Regions from separate parts of the Homo sapiens genome. Here all the other regions are linked to region 3. Evidence: read pairs that join two places in POLR2A ChIA-PET (ENCODE). Cell type or tissue: OCI-LY7. All regions are shown on one strand. Each heading gives the region's core, and the rest is flanking DNA. Links, peaks and the distances in the headings are about the cores only. Region 1 overlaps CFAP54 (cilia and flagella associated protein 54). Region 2 has its middle 30 kb from the start of CFAP54. Region 3 overlaps CDK17 (cyclin dependent kinase 17).

Region 1 (5,611 bases), core at 148-5,147, 190 kb before region 3:
CCAGAGACTAAGACTGCAGTGAGCCGTGATCAGACCACTGCACTCCAGCCTGGGCAACAGAGCAAGATTCTGTCTTAAAAAATAAAGAAAGAAAACAAAAGAAAAACAAAGTGTACTAAATGGTGGTTAGCAGAGAAAAGCAAGACAAGAGTGTACATACTAAGTGATAAGGAACACAAAACTAAACGAGGAGGGAAGGTGGCTTGTATTCAAGAGCAAAGTGAGGATGGAAAGACAACAGATAGAAGTTTTTGAGATCTATTGCACAGCATGGTGATCATAGTTAACAATAACGTATTGCATATTTCAAAATTACTAGTAAATAGATTTTAAGTGTTCTCACTACAAGAAAAAGGTATGTGAGAAGATGAATATGTTAATTAGCTTAATCATTCCACAGTGCATACATTCAACAAAACATCACATTGTACCTCATAAGTATATACAATTATTATTTGTCATTTAAAAATAAAAATCTTAATTTTTAAAATTCCAAAAATCTTACTCAGAAATGGAGCAAAGAAGGTGAAAATGAATAGAGAATAAAGGAGAGAGCAGAAAGGAGGGTGAGAGAGAAAAACAATGGAAAAGCCAAGCCAATTTGTGCAAATAAAGCTGAACTTTTGTCTTTTCTTCATTTCAATTCTTTGGTTGGGTTTTGTTTTTCCCCTGGCAGGCATCTAAGGAAGAAAATGCTGGATACGCTCTATTTTAAAATATTGGGCCTGGACACAGTGGCTCACGCCTGTAATCCTAGCATTTTGAGAAGCCAAAGCAGGCAGATCACCTGAGGTCAGGAGTTCGAAATCAGCCTGATCAACATGGCAAAACCCTGTCTCTACTAAAAATACAAAAATTAGCCGGGCATGGTGGCGCATGCCTGTAATCCCAGCTACCCAGGAGGCTGAGGCAGGAGAATCGCTTGAACCTGGGAGGTGGACGTTGCAGTGAGCCGAGATCACATCACTGCACTCCAGCCTGGGCAACAAAGCCAGATTCCATCTCAAAAAAAAAAAAAACTCGACTCCTCAGAGTTAAAAAGCAGCATACCTCTCCGTGAATCCCGGCATGGCAGTCATAGCAGCACTGGCAAACAGCTGTGTAGAGAGTAGCGCGCCATGTCAAGTACCTGAGTGACAGGAGCGGGACCAAGGACTCCATACACATGCTGGCCCACAGGAGATACTCTAAGGCCTGCAAAATAAAGGGCACCATTGGATTTGTTTTCATTTGAAGTTAATAATGATAATTGTATTAAATATAATCAAATTCTAAGTTGTGAGCACAAGTTGCTGATTACTCAAACCAAAAATACCATAAATAACGTGTCAAGAAGAAACAAGCATTTAAAAAGTAAAAGATAATTTAAAAGCTCAAAATCTCAAGCCATTTTGGAAGACATCCTAAAATGTCTTTTTTGTTTGTTTATTTGTTTTTAGACAGAGTCTTGCTCTGTCACCCAGGCTGGAGTGCAATGGCACAATCGCAGCTTACTGCAACCTCCGCCCCCTGGGTTCAATTGATTCTCATGCCTCAGCCTCCTAAGTAACTGGAACTACAGGTGTGCACCACCACACCTGGCTAATTTTTCTATTTTAGTAGAGAGGGGGTTTTACCACGTTGACCAAGCTGGTCTTGAACTCCTGACCTCAAGTGATCCACCCGCCTCGGCCTCCCAAACTGCTGGAATTACAGGCATGAGCCACTGCACCCGGCCTGTCTTGTCTTATTATAAGCCTCTCTGCTCATTTTTATTAACATTTACCATGTCAACAGTAGTCTAGGAATTAACTCCAATGATACAATTGTTATTTGTTGGCCTGGAACCAGTATATGATTCTGAAGATTAGCTGGTATAGGAGGTAAGGAAAATGAAAAAGGCTTACAGCCTGGGGCCTGTGATGCTTAGTAGAAATGGTCCAAGATTAGAATCAAATAAACCTGGATTTTGGTCCCAATTTTACCACCTAGTGGCTGGATCATTTTACCTCTTTACGCCTCAATTTTCTCATCTGTAAAATGGGTATTTTTTCACATTACAATAGTGCTGTTATGGAGAAAGTGACAACGTACATGACATGCTAGGAAAATACTTCCATAATCTAAAATAAAATCCACCTTAATATACCTCCAGTGCATTGGTCCTCATGTCTTCCAGAACAGCACAAAGCAATCCAGAACTCACTTCTAAATTACAGCCATCCAGAAATCTAAAAACATTTATGTAGCCTGCCCTCTCCCTCAGCTCTCTCGTCCAGGGTAAATATCCCCAAGCACTTCCATCCCTCACGGAACTGCACTGCCCTTCTCCACCATGATTGGCCTTCTGTGGCTTTACCCCAGGTTGCCAGCATCCTTTCAGGGTGTATGGCTAGACCACAGTACAGTGAATGCTTTCAGTCCCTGGTTGTGGACACTGTACCTCTTCTAAATTAGACTAAGGTTGATTCCTTGCTGTTTTTGTTGTTGCTGTCATTGCTATTGTTGTGAACTTTGTGAACTGATATGAAATTAATCATATCACCAAAAACCCTCGAATTTTTCTCACATTTGCTGCTCCCTAACAATCTCTATTTCAGATTTTTGCATTTAGATTGTTGTGGTTTGGGTTGGGTGGTATATGATTAAGCCATGCCTAAATTTCCCCTTTAAATTCACATCTTTCTAAAATCCTTCAGGACTCCTGGTATTAGAAATTTCACATTTCAAAATGAAAATAGCTTCAGTTAACAATTGTTCACATTGTATTTGATTTGCTATGGAAAATCAAAGTTTTTTGTGCCAGAAGAGATCTTAAAAGTAACCTAGCTTGACTCCATGAGGCTAAACTCACTCTAATCAAAAGAGCTGGGGCTGAAACTCAGGTCTTTGAACTCCCAAATGCAGTGTTCTTTCCACTACACAGAGGAGCCCTGACAAAGGGGAGAAGCTCACCATAAACCACTTAGGGTTATGAAAAACCATCTTTCAAGTTTAAACAGGAAAAGCCATTTTCAAAATATGACTCAATTTGTAGCATTTTTTTCTTACCCTTAAAAGCTACAAATAATTGTTTCTATTAATTAAAAAATTTAATAGGATACATCAGGACTATTCTCTTCATGGAAAAAAAAAAAAAAACTTTAAAAAGTCAAATGATATCCATATCTAAAACATGGCCCCAGTAAGAGCATGTTGCAGGTGTTGAGCAGGAAATATACATACGATTAAATCAGCTCAGCCACAGGATGGCGCTGCAGCCTCATTTATATCAGCTTACACCATTTAAAGAAAATGACAAGCAATTTCAAAGTTAGGACTTAAAGTTTGTGTAATGGTACGTGAAATAATTTGACAGTAACTGTTCAAGCCACATACGTTGTCAAACCATTTCAGTTTCATAGTAAAATGAAACAGAAATCAATCGTTTCTTAGAATGAACAGATTCTAGATGTATTCTTTAATGTTTGCTGAGTACTATACTACAGTTTTAAATGCCACCAAAGAAGCTAAATTATTCCATAAACAAAAGCAAAATGGTCATATGTCTTCAGGGAAAGAGGTTTCAGAAGTCCGACCGCCCTCTATTCCCTAAGCTTATGCTGGTGACCTGCTGCAGCACTAAATTAGGTGTTTCTCACCTACGGAAGAGCCCCTGGTTAGTTTTGGTTTTCAGGATGTCTTTAGGAAGATAGGGTTATATCAGAAAATATCAACCCCTTCCCTGCAGCTTCTCCATTTGAGTATGTAAACCAAAATAGAATGGGTCATGACGGGATTCTATTTAGTCAACAGACATGCATTATTCTAATGGTACAGAGTGACACTGCCCCTGGTCTCAGCACATCTCTGACTAGATGTGTGACCCTAAGCAAAGTAACTTTTCCCAGCCTCAGCTTCCTTATCTATTATATAAGATAGAGGTAATGGCCGGACGCAGTGGCTCACACCTGTAATCCCAGCACTTTGGGAGGCCGAGGCGGGTGGATCACGAGGTCAGGAGATCAAGACCATCCTGGCTAACAAGGTGAAACCCTGTCTCTACTAAAAATACAAAAAATTAGCCAGGCATTGGGGCGGGTGCCTGTAGTCCCAGCTACTCAGGAGGCTGAGGCAGAAGAATGGCGTGAACCCGGGAGGTGGAGCTTGCAGTGAGCCAAGACCGCGCCACTGCACTCCAGCCTGGGCGACAGAGCGAGACTCCATATCAAAAAAAAAAAAAAAAAAAAACATAGAGGTAATGACAGCACCTTTCTCAAAGTGGTGGTGTGAAGATTAAATGAGATGACAAATGAAAGTGCTTACAAGCATACTTGATGACGGTAGGCATTCATTCAATCAATGTTAATGATGATGATGCTAGTGCCCACCTCATAAGCCTTTCACAGGACCTAGCACATGGTATAGATTCAATAATAACAAAAGCTAGCCATCATGCCTAGATCCTATAAAAACGGGAGTTTAGACAGCATGAGGAGCCCAGGTCTATTTCTCCTTCCGTCTTAGGCTATAACATACTTGAACTCTGAAGTCACTACAGTATTCAAAGCCCTCAGACCCAGGACATCTCACACACGGTGGGACCTCCAAAGACTTGTCTCCATTAAATGGACCCATCAAATCCATTTTTAGCCTCAGCTCAGGAATCAATTTACCAACTGGAGGTTTGGGAATTACTGGTGAAAATTATTAATTTCCTTGAAACAGAAAGAATGTCATTCAGATCTTCAGGTGCCAAATGTACAACCACCCACCCCTCCCCCAAAATTATTGCATCCCTCACCTCCCATCCCCATCCCACAAGACTGGCACCACAGAACTATACTCATTTTGGGCCAGGCACCGTGGCTCACGCCTGTAATCCCAGCATTTTGGAAGGCTTGAGGCGGGAAGATCACTGGAGGTCAGGAGTTCGAGACCAGCCTAGCCAATATGATGAAACCCCATCTCTACTAAAAATACAAAAAATTAGCCTGGCATGGTGGTGGGTGCCTGTAATCCCAGCTACTCAGGGGGCTGTGGCAGGAGAATCACTTGAACCCAGGAGGCAGAGCTTGCAGTGAGCTAAGACGGCGCCACTGCACCCAGCCTGGGCAACAGAGCAACACTCAGTCTCAAAAAAAAAAAAAAAAGAACTATACTCATTTTAGTGTCATTTTACAGGCGATTTAAGTTTTGAAATATAATGAACAAAAGAATAATTTTAGTGGCAAAATTTATGTACCCTGTGCTTTTATTAATTCATATAAAATATTATCGGTTCCCATGGTTTCCTTATGGTTGAAAAACTGAAGATTTATCTCCTAATAAGATTAGAATACCTATTTAATCAGCATGGCAAAATACTCAACTATCCTTATTTTATCAGAGACAAACTCAAGGTATATGAGGCAGAGAAGAAATGTCTTACAAAGGTTATGAATAAGAAATTATTTTAAGATGACTGTCACTTTAAAATTCTCTCAGTGTTAACAAGCACAAACACTAACAGTCAAATGTCGGCACAGACATTTCTGCCCTTCAAAGCTTTGGCAGCAAGCACTGCAGCAGACCAAACTATGATGGTCCTGTGAAGCCATGTTTGTTGTTGTTACACCAAGCGCAACCAGAGTATGCAAATTCTCTTTAGGAA
Region 2 (5,576 bases), core at 577-5,576, 130 kb before region 3:
AATCCCTCATGTGTAATGACAGTCCTCTTCCAGGCTGATATAGTTTGGATGTTTGTCCCTTCCAAATCTCTTGTTGAAATGTGATTCCTAGAATCGGAAATGGAGCCTGGTAGGAAGCCTTTGGTTCATGGGGCATACGTAGCCTTTATAAATGGCTTGGTGTCCTCCCCACGGTAATGAGTGACATATCACTCTATTAGTTCAAGCGAGAGCTGATTGTTTAAAAGACTTTGCTCCCTCTCTCACTATGTGACACGCTGGCGCCCCCTTCACCTTCTACCATGAGTGAAAGCTTCCTGAGGTCCTGACTAGAAGCAGATGCTGACACCATGCTTCTTGTACAATCTGCAGAATGATGAGCCAAAATAAACCTCTTTTCTTTATAAATTACCCAGCCTTGGCTGGGCGCAGTGGCTCATGCATGTAATCCCAGCACTTTGGGAGGCTGAGGCAGGTGGATCACCTGAGGTCAGGAGTTTGAGACCAGCCTGGCCAACATGGTGAAACCCCGTCTCTATTAAAAATACAAAAATCAGCCAGGTGTGGTGGCGGGCGCCTGTAATCCCAGCTACTTGGGAGACTGAGGCAGAAGGTGGAGGTTGCAGTAAGCCAATATCACGCCACTGCACTCCAGCCTGAGGGACAAAGAGAGACTCCATCTCTAAATAAATAAATAAATAAATTACCCAGCCTTGGATATTATTTTATAGCAACACAAAATGCACTCATACACAGGGGTATGAGTGCTTAGGGTTTAGCACTTCTATATTAATTTGGTTATTTCTGCAGGGTTTTGGAAAGGAAGGAAAGGTTAACACATGAGCTCGGTTAACTATCATAAACCAGAAGCTTTTCAAATTTTGTTTCAAACTCAGGTGTTGTGCCTTGTTGAATTAAAGAAGGTTCTGGTCCAAATGATTTGTTGTCATGCAATCAGCTTCAACCTATTAGTCAAACATTCACACGCTACTTCCCACTGCCTTATCAATCTAGAAAGCTAGAAGAAGATCTGTCATAAAAGCAGGAAAGGTGCCGTGGAGATTTCTACATGACCCTGGACACTCAGCTGCAGGTACATTATGGGCCACTCCAGGGTCATAATAGAGCATCCTTTTATAGTTAATAATCCAAAAATCATATTATTTTAAATCAGAAAGGGGCAGTAACAACCAAGGCCAATCCATCATTTTGCAAATAAGAAATTCCAAAGAGATCGAGTGACTTCCCCATCATCATATTAGCTATTTACTGTAATTAGTGATAAGGCCAGAATTACCACCCAGTGTCCTAACTAACCCAGAGTTCCATTTCATTCTGTCTCATTGCCTCTACTTGGTTGCTTTGGGAACAAAATGAAATATCATCAGAATCATATTATTGCATGTCTAGAAAGGGTTGTTTTACGTAGGTTTGATCTAAATATTCTGGACCCAAATATATGGACCCAACAAAACATTCTTTTGTAAAACTTACTATCTCAAATTTAAAGGAAGCCTTTAAAAATTGGTTGCTGTATCTGTTGAGGCTCGCCACATTATTTTTCAGTTTTCTGTGATATGTGTGCTGGTATAATAAACCATGATTATTTTCACCCCCAGCATAGCACTGACTTTTATTTATTCAAATATGTTAACATTTTCATCTCAACTGACTCACTTATCAGGAGCAACAGGCTTTTAGGCCACTGCCTGGAATAATCCATATCACTCCTCTGCTGGGTAAAATAAAGAATATTTCTCCACTGTAAGGCTCATGAACTTTGAAAGTGAATGCTTTTTAGCTGGGTGCAGTGGCTCACGCCTGTAATCCCAACACTTTGGGAGGCCGAGGTGAGCAGGAGTTTGAGATCAGGAGTTTGAGACCAGCCTGGCTAACATGGTAAAACCCCATCTCTACTAAAAATACAAAAAAACTAGCCAGGCATGGTAGTGCAAGCCTGTAGTCCCAGCTACTCAGGAGGCTGAGGCAGGAGAATGGCTTGTACCCAGGAGGCAGAGGTTGCAGTGAGCCGAGATTGCGCCACTGCACTCCAACCTGGGCAATAGAGGGAGACTCCGTCTCAAAAATAAAATGAAATAAAATAAGAATACAAAAAATTAGCCAGGCATGGTTGCACACACACTTGTAGTCCCAGCTTCTTGGGAGGCTAAGGCACAAGAATCGCTTGAACCCGGGAGGCAGAGGTTGCAGTGAGCCAAGATCATGCCAGTGCACTCCAGCCTGGGCGACAGAGTGAGACTCTGTCTCTAAAAAAAAAAAAAAGAAAAGAAAAAAAAAAGAAACAAAAAGAAAATTGAATGCTTTTCTATTTGTCTTTGTTTTACTGATTTTGATAGTCATAGGCTTTCTGTGTTACAGATGCATTCTAAAAATTGCAATATTTGAAAGGTTTAAAAAATGGGGTGTGAAGGGGAGCTGGGCACGGTGGCTCACGCCTGTAATCCCAGCACTTTGGGAGGCTCAGGCGGGTGGATCACCTGAGGTCAGGAGTTTGAGACCAGCCTGGCCAACATGGCAAAACCCTGTCTCTACTAAAAATACAAAAAAACTAGCCAGGCATGGTGGTGTGAGCCTGTAGTCCCAGCTACTCAGGAGGCTGAGCCAGGAGAATCGCTTGTACCCAGGAGGCAGAGGTTGCAGTGAGCTGAGACTGCGTCACTGCACTCCATCCTGGGCAATAGAGGGAGACTCTGTCTCAAAAAAATTTAAAAATACCAGAAATTAGCCGGGCATGGTTGCACACACACCTGTAGTCCCAGCTGCTTAGGAGGCTAAGGCACGAGAATCGCTTGTACCCAGGAGGCAGAGGTTACAGTGAGCCAAGATCATGCCAGTGCACTCCAGCCTGGGCGATAGAGTGAGACTCTGTCTCCAAAAAAAAAAAAAAAAGGAAAAGAAACAAAAAGAAAACTGAATGCTTTTCTTTCTATTTTTATTGTTTTTCTCTGTTTTATTGTTTTTTGATAGTCATAGGCTTTCTGTGTTGCAGATGCATTCTAAAAATTGCAATATTTGAAAGGTTTAAAAAATGGGGTATGGGCCGGGCGCAGTGGCTCACGCCTGTAATCCCAGCACTTTGGGAGGCTGAGGCAGGCAGATCACAAGGTCAGGAGATCGAGACCATCCTGGCTAACACGGTGAAACCCCGTCTCTACTAAAAATACAAAAAAAATGAGCCAGGCGTGGTGGTGGGTGCCTGTAGTCCCAGCTACTCGGGAGGCTGAGGTAGGAGAATGGCTTGAACCCGGGAGGCGGAGGTTGCAGTGAGCCAAGATCGCGCAACTGCACTCCAGCCTGGGTGACAGAGCGAGACTCTGTCTCAAAAAAAAAAAAAAAAAAAAAAAGGGATATGAAGGGAGGCTGGGCACGGTGACTCACGCCTGTAATCCCAGCACTTTGGGAGGCTCAGTTGGGCGGATCACCTGAGGTCAGGAGTTCCAGACCAGCCTGGGCAACATGGTGAAACACTGTCTCTACTAAAACTACAAAAATTAGCCAGGCGTGGTAGTGGGTACCTGTAATCCCAACTACTTGGGAGGCTGAGGCAGGAGAATCACTTTAACCCAGGAGGCTGAGGTTGCAGTGAGCCGAGACTGCACCACTGCACTCCAGCCTGGGCAACAAGAGTGAAACTCCATTTAAAAAAAAAAAAAAAAAAAAAAAAAAAAAAAGCGGGGGGGCAGGAATGAAGAAAAAGGGAGATAAGAGATATTTCACAATTTGTTAATAGATAAATGAATATTTCACATTTCACATTCTAAAGAAATAAAAATAGCCTTCTTGTCCAGGACCAAAAGGAGATGTAGAAAGAAAAAGGAAAAATAAAAATAAGCTGATTAGTTTTTATCACTTGTTATAAGGAAGAAATAGCTAATGACACTAAATACTCTCTATTTAGAAGAATGTTAGAAATTAAATTCTAGGCCAGGGCGGTGGCTCATGCCTGTAATCCCAGCACTTTGGGAGGCCAAGGTGGGAAGATCACGAGGGCAAGAGATTGAGACCATCCTGGCCAACATGGTGAAACCCCGTCTCTACCAAAAATACAAAAAGTAGCTGGGCATGGTGGTGCACGACTGTAGTCCCAGCTACTTGGGAGGCTGAGGCAGGAGAATCACTTGCACTCGGGAGTTGGAGGTTGCAGTGAGCCAAGATCACGCCACTGTACTCCAGCCTGGCAACAGAGCAAGACTCTGTTTCAAAAAAAAAAAAAGAAATTAAATTCTAAAAAGCCCATTGCTCATAGCTCTAAGTTCAAGATTAAAGCAATAATTCGTGTTAATTAATGCCTGTCCCTCTATCTTCTCTCCTTAATTGTCTCCAGCTAAGAAAGTATCAGAGCTGGAAAATCCACCATTACCGTTTCCAACTCAAATGGGCTTCCAGGACACCCAGGTTGTCCTTAATTCCCTCTGCAGATGTACCTCCTTGTAATCCGCAAAAGCCGTCATTCCACCCCATTCCCAATTACCTGGCCAGCCATTTGCCTGTTGCTACTGAAGTCTCTAGTTCCTCCTCCTCAAGGGCACCAGAGTAACATTCAACCTAACATCCAGCCTGCACTCCTGCTCATCTTAGCTAAAACAACACCTTTTCCTGTTTTATTTTCCTAGTAGCTATATTTTCTGTATATATAAAAAAAAGTTCTCTTGTTTGTTTACACATTTGCTGTCAGTTCTTGTTACAGAGAATGGTGTTTATCTCTTCTACTCAACATGTAACTCCAGTTTCTAGAACAATGCCTGACACTTAGGAGGTGCTTGAAAATATTTGTTGAATGAGTAATTCTACTTAACTCCCTTGAAGCTTCAAAGCATCTTGGGGCCAGGTGTGGTGGCTCATACCTATAATCCCAACACTTTGGGAGGGCAAGGGGAGAGGATGACTTCATCCCAGGAGTTTGAGACCAGCCTGGGCAACAAAGTGAGACTCCATTTCTACAAAAAATAAAATCATTAGCCAGGCATGGCAGCATGCACCTATAGTCCTTGCTAGTCTGGAGGCTGAAGTGGGGGGATCACTTGAACCCAGGAGTTTGAGGCTGCAGTAAGCTCTGATCGCACCACTGCACTCCAGTAGAGAACTAGGCCTTGTGTTTTAAAAAATAAATAAATAAATAAATGAAAAGCATCTTGGGCTCAAGGAGCTTCTTTATTGTTCCATAACAGCTAGCAACTCTCACACTCTGTCCATTTCATCATCACCTGGAAATGCCCCACCTCTGAAATTGTAAACCCCACAGACATTTGCTCCAGTTATTAATTCCTTTTTCTCTCTTTCTCTGGTACATTCTCTACTGCCTTACTCCCAGCAGCCCAGGATTCTAATCGTAACACAAATGCTCCACCAATTCCATCTAATGGTTTACCTCTCACTTCCCTCTATGGCTAAGGTTAGTAAAAGGGTAGCTGATACCCCACTAGTTTCATTTCCCCTTCTCCCACTCTCTTTCAACCCAGGCACTCTGGCATCAGTTTCCACCACTCTACCAAAACTGCCTTTGCCAACGTCACCACCCCACGATCCCATCACATTGTAAAAAAAAATTTAACTTACTTAAAAAAAAGTACTCTAAT
Region 3 (5,611 bases), core at 424-5,423:
AGAAGTGTAGTCAGATAAACCTAACAGAATGTCACTTATCATGATTATTTAGCATTAGAAGTAACACCAAAAAGCAAAGATTAAAATGACCTGGTTTTCCTGATATTCCAAATTCTCATTCTTAACAGCTCCGTTTGTACACTGGAGCAATTTGTCAAGTTTGGAGTCAACAAATTCCAGTTTTATGGATATTGTGAGCCTCTGTCTTTCACCTAGGTCTCTTTATCTTGCTGATCTCTTACATGTTAGCTGTGACAGTTTGTCTTCGACAGTTTGTGGTTACATCATAACAGTAATTGTTTTTTACAACAGTGGATAACATAGGGAGTTTAAGGAGGACTAACTCCAACAAATAGCACAAGTTCCTTGAAAGGTTGACGCTGAAGGCATAAACTCCATTGGATATATGTAGGATCTAGAATGGGATCAGGCTAGTAATAATGTTTGAAAGAGCAGGTTTGGGAGGAGGGAATGGCTTAGGCTACAAGTTGGGCTATGAAATTGCATGTTCCTGATCATAGTTCACGTAATGAAAAGATCTAGATAAATAAGATGCCAAATAACGTTTCTTAGTGGAATCATAATGATTATCATGTTGTGGTGGTAAAAATCATTGGAAATCCTTACTTGGAACTAATTATAGAGTATAAAAGATCTGCAATTTTTCATATAGATTTCTATTACTTTTTAAAAGTTATGGTAAAATATATATAATACAAAGTTTAACATTTTATAGTATACAGTTCAGCAGCATTAAATACGTGTCTATTTACATTGCGTAACCATCACTGCTACCCATGTCTATAACTTTTTCATCATCCCAAACTGAAACTCTGTACCCATTAAACAATACCTCCACATTCCCTCCTCTCCCCAGCCCCTGGTAACCACCATTCTACTGTCTATGAATTTGCCTATTCTAGGTACCTCATATGAGTGGAACCATATAATATTTGTCCTTTTGTGTCTGACTTATTTCCCTTAGCATATTGTCGCCAAGGTTTCCATTACTTTTTAAAATACAGAGTGTTATTATCTTATTGAATTGGCCAGCTAATTAGTTTCAAGTTCTGGAAGTGTTAGAATATTTTATTGTATTTTATTGTGGCTCTCTCATGGGCCGCAATCTCTTCTCTGTCTATACCCTCTCCTTGGGTGACCTCCTCCAACCCTACAATTTCAACTACCATATATATGTTGACTACTCCTAAGTCTGAATCTCCAGTTAGGATCTTCATCTGGATCTCTAGATTCATATTTAAATGCCTTCTTGTCTTCTCCACATGGATGTGTAATGGGAATCTTAGACTTCACATGACCAAATCAGAATTCTTGATTTCCTTTCTCCAAAATCTGCCTCTACTCAAACTTTGCTCACTTAACCAGTTACTAAAACTAAAAATCTAGGCATTGTCCCCAATTCTTTTCTCTCCTTTACTTTACTGTTGTCTCCTCCCTGCCCCCAACCCCCACCATTGTAGCTTCCTATTTTTTACCACATAAATAACTTAGAAACTCATGATTATGATAGTCATCTGTATCAGTGGTCCCCAACCTTTCTGGCATCAGGGACCAGTTTTGTGGAAGACAGTTTTTTCACAGACTGAGGTTGGGGGAATGGTTTCAGGATGATTCAAGCATAGTATATTTATTTTGCCTTTTATTTCTATTATTATTATATTGTAATATATAATGAAATAATTACATAACTCACCATAATGTACAATCAGTAAGAGCCCTGCCCTTGTCTTCCTACAACTAGATGGTCCCATCTGAAGGTGATGGGAGACAGTGACAGATTATCAGGCGTTAGATTATCATAAGGAGCATGCAACCTAGATCCCTCGCATGCACAGTTCACAACAGCGTTAGTACTCCTATGAGAATCAGTGCCACCACTGATCTGACAGGAGGTGGAGCTCAAGCAGTAATGTGAGCAATGGGGAGTGGCTGTAAATACAGATGAAGCTTTGCTCACTTGCCAACTGCTCACCTCTTGGCCTGGTTCCTAACAGGCCATGGACCAGTACTGGTCTGTGACCCAGGAGTTGGGGACCCCTGATCAATGTGACTGATACACAATTCCAGTTATAGTCCATTAACACATCATATTTCATATATGTTTAACAGTTGATCTGGTAAAGATTTAAAAATATTTTGGGGCTAGGCATGGTGGCTCATTGTAATCCCAGTGCTTTGGGAGGCTGAGGTGAGGAGGATCACTTGAGCCCAGGAGTTTGAGACTAGCTGGGAAACATAGCAAAACCCCATCTCTACCAAAAAGACACAAATTAGCCAGGTGTGATGGTGTGTGCCTGTAGTCCCAGCTATGGTGGGGAGGATGAAGTGGGAGGACCACATGAGCCCAGGTGGTTGAGGCTGCAGTGAGCTGTGACTGCACCACTGCACTTCAGCCTGTGCAACAGAGCAAGACCCTGCCTGGAAAAAAAGAAAAAAAAAATATTTGAATAGATGTTTTTACTATAAATGCTGACTAAAAGCTGGGTGGTAGGAGTGTGTGTGAAACTAATTTAGCAGTCGTGTCTGCTGGCCTGTTGCTTCTGCCTTTGTAATATGTCCTAAATCTGCCTGCTTCCCTCCATCTTCAGTACAGCCACCCTAGTCTAAGCCACCAACATTTGTTACTTAGGGTACTGTAGTAATCTCCTCCTTTTGCTGTTGATTCCCTATTGCCTGTTTTTCAAACAGCAACCAAGATGATATCTTAAAAAATTGTTTTCAGTAATTACAAATATAAAGGAAGTTACAAAGATTATATAGAAAGGACCCATACTTGTACCCTTCTCCCAATCCCCCCACCATTGGTTCCATCTTATGTAACTATAGAACCCAGGAAACAGATACTGGAATAAAGTCTAAATATAGTTCTGTGTCATGTCCTCACCTGTGTTGATTCGTATAACCACTGCAATCAAGATTAAGAACTGTTTCATCATGACAATAGATCTCTCGTGTTACCTTTTGTAGTCTTCCCTACCCCCTTACCTCCTACTATCTTTAACCCTTCACAGTGATATTTTTGAAACATGAATCAGATCATATCACTCTCCTGCTTCAAAGCTACCGTAACTGCTTCCAATCTGAGAATAAAATTCAAACTTTTATGGTGAAGTATAAAGTGTTGAATGACTTGTTCCCTCCTTACCTCTGTGGTCTCACCTGGTACCACTGTTGCCCGCACGGTTAGGTACTATAGCTACACTTGCCTTCTTTCTAGTCCTCTAACACAGTGGTTCTCAAAGTGTGATCCCTGGACCAGCAATGTCAGCAGGACCTGGGAATTTGTTAGAAACACATATTTTTAGATTCCACACCAGACCTACTGAACCAGGAAGTCTGTGGGTGAGACCGAGCAATCTCATGTTTTACAGATCCTTGATGATTCTGAAGCATGTTAAAGTTTGAGGACCACTGTTCTAACAAGTCGAACTCTGCCATATGTCGGCTTTTCATTAGCTTTTTTCTCTATCTGGAATATCCTGTTATCCACAACTTAACCATCTTCCCTGACTGGCTCTTTCTTGCATTTAAATTTCTGTTAAAAATATCTCAGCAGAGAGAACTTTCCTCAATATACAGTGTAAAATAACTAGCTACTCATTTCCACATCCCTCTATTTTAGTCTTTTGCATATCGCCTGTCATTACCTGACTTCGTGTGTGTGTCTTTTCCCTGTTAGGTTTTATGCACTCTGAGATCAGTACTTTGTTTTGTTCACCAGTTGATGCCCAGTGCCTAGAATAGTGTTTATCAAATAGTATGTCCTTATGATCCCCATTTTTTTTCTATATTCTCCAGAACAATCAAGCTGTATTCTCCAGGACAGCTTTACAGAGCAACTAAAATGTTGTCTGTAGGCAAAAGATTTGCATAATTTGTTTTTAATATTTGAATGTTGTGATATTTCACATGTGAAATAACCTAGAAAGAGAAAAAAATCTTCATTTTTCTTTTCTCTTTCTTGAGACAGGGTATTACTTTGCCACCCAGGCTGGAATGCAGTGGCATTATCTTAGCTCACTGCAGCCGCAAACTCCTGGGCACAAGTGATCCTCCCACTCTAGCCTCCTGAGTAGCTGGGACTACAGGTGCATGCCATCATGCTTGGCTGAGAAAAATCTTATTGTATGCTGTAGCCTGTATTATCCCACATTGTTTGTAATTATTTATGCATTTATATCAGATAGCCCCTCTTCATTCATTATTAAATCATTGATTATTTTGCTTCACTTAAGATCCCCAAATTCTTTATCAGTTAGGTACTGCCAGGGAATGTACAGATCACAGGAAACTTTAGACACATGTTCTGTATTACTAGGTAGGCATTTGCCCCTACCTCCAGTCTGTCTTTGACCCAGATTAGATAGCTTGGACCTTGGGTGAGCCTTTGGGCCCTTATGCCCCATCCTTCTTATACCCTTTTAGGCAACCAGTATTCGTAGAGGCTCAGGCCACATGGCCTTCTTGGCCCATTTCTCTGGAGCCCATACCCTGGTCCTGTTCTGCGGATCCTAAGATTTTCTTGTGAGAGAAGCCTTTCACTTTAAGGCTTGTAGCCAACTCCTGTCAACCTGTCCTTAGTTGAGAAACCTTAGTTGAGAAACAGGTAGAGGAATCCCCTGATCAGGAGGTATCCTTATGCCTGATTGTTAACTGCAGAAGAATAGTTGGCTTCATTTTAAAAAGGAATCCCCTGATCAGGAGGTATCCTTATGCCTGATTGTTAGCTACAGAAGAATAGTTGGCTTCATTTTAAAAAGAAGGTATTCAGAGCAGCCCAGTTCTTTTTAAAACTCCTTGGCTGCTATCAGTAAAAACAAAATTCTAATATAGAAGACTAATTGTGTATCACAAGACTTGTATCTTTAACCTGTATCAGAGCTCTTCTTTGGAGGTGGAAAGGAGTCAAGAGATTCCTGATAAACATTACAAAACAGTTTCTCCCCCATGCATAATTAAATAGCTTTTAAGTATTATATTTTTTTAATGTTTCTGCTTGGTTATGGGTCTGTGATTGTTTAAAAACTCTTTATATTAATCCCAAATTCAGGGGAATAAACTTGGAGCCTCTGTATTGATATGTATTTAGGTACTTCGGTTTTATTCACTAATTGACATACCATTTTGAATGTCCAGCAAACAGGGATGTAAATTCCTTTAGGCCGGGACCATGTCTTTTATATTCTAAAGCATGCTTAATTTCTTTTTTTTTTTCTTTTTGAGACGGAGTCTTGCTCTGTCGCTTAGGATGGAGTGCAGTGGCGTGATCTTGGCTCACTGCAACCTCTGCAACCCGGGTTCAAGCAGTTCTCCTGTCTCAGCCTCTTGAGTAGCTGGGACTACAGGCGCATGCCACCATGCCCAGCTAGTTTTTGTGTTTTTAGTAGAGATGGAGTTTCACCATATTGATCAGACTGGTCTCAAACTCCTGACCTCAGGTGATCCGCCTGCCTCGGCCTCCCAAAGTGCTGGGATTACAGGTGTGAGCCATGCACCCAGCCAAGCATGCTTAAAATAAGGCACACAGGTAGTCAATAAATGGAGGAGTGGTATGGAAACAATCTTGAGATACACTAAAATAAACAAATGG

What was found. Peaks named below come from ENCODE experiments on the same cell type or tissue, not always from the same donor. Only the 100,000 strongest peaks of a DNase experiment are listed, where the experiment ranks them.
Region 1: POLR2A ChIA-PET joins it to region 3 with 6 read pairs; 4 of 35 experiments call an interaction of 5 or more read pairs at or near these places.
Region 2: POLR2A ChIA-PET joins it to region 3 with 5 read pairs; 3 of 35 experiments call an interaction of 5 or more read pairs at or near these places.

What each region holds. Positions count from the first base shown.
Region 1 is chr12:96,514,511-96,520,121 of GRCh38, reverse strand. CFAP54 (cilia and flagella associated protein 54) reads right to left here. Exons shown (of 68, transcript NM_001306084.2): 6 at 1,051-1,194. Among named protein-coding and RNA genes, the nearest start is that of CFAP54, 28 kb to the right of the region's middle. RefSeq lists a silencer at 3,291-3,400. In OCI-LY7, for the core only: CTCF peaks have their summits at 2,999 and 3,199 (motif pointing right); a DNase peak (open chromatin) is centred at 3,231.
Region 2 is chr12:96,456,624-96,462,199 of GRCh38, reverse strand. No RefSeq gene overlaps it. Among named protein-coding and RNA genes, the nearest start is that of CFAP54, 30 kb to the left of the region's middle. In OCI-LY7, for the core only: a CTCF peak has its summit at 2,717; DNase peaks (open chromatin) are centred at 2,739 and 5,389; H3K4me3 peaks cover 891 bases; H3K27ac peaks cover 672 bases.
Region 3 is chr12:96,324,397-96,330,007 of GRCh38, reverse strand. All of the region lies in intron 2 of CDK17 (cyclin dependent kinase 17), which reads left to right. Among named protein-coding and RNA genes, the nearest start is that of CDK17, 73 kb to the left of the region's middle. In OCI-LY7, for the core only: a CTCF peak has its summit at 1,881 (motif pointing right); DNase peaks (open chromatin) are centred at 1,917, 2,447 and 2,907; H3K4me3 peaks cover 2,767 bases; H3K27ac peaks cover 4,123 bases.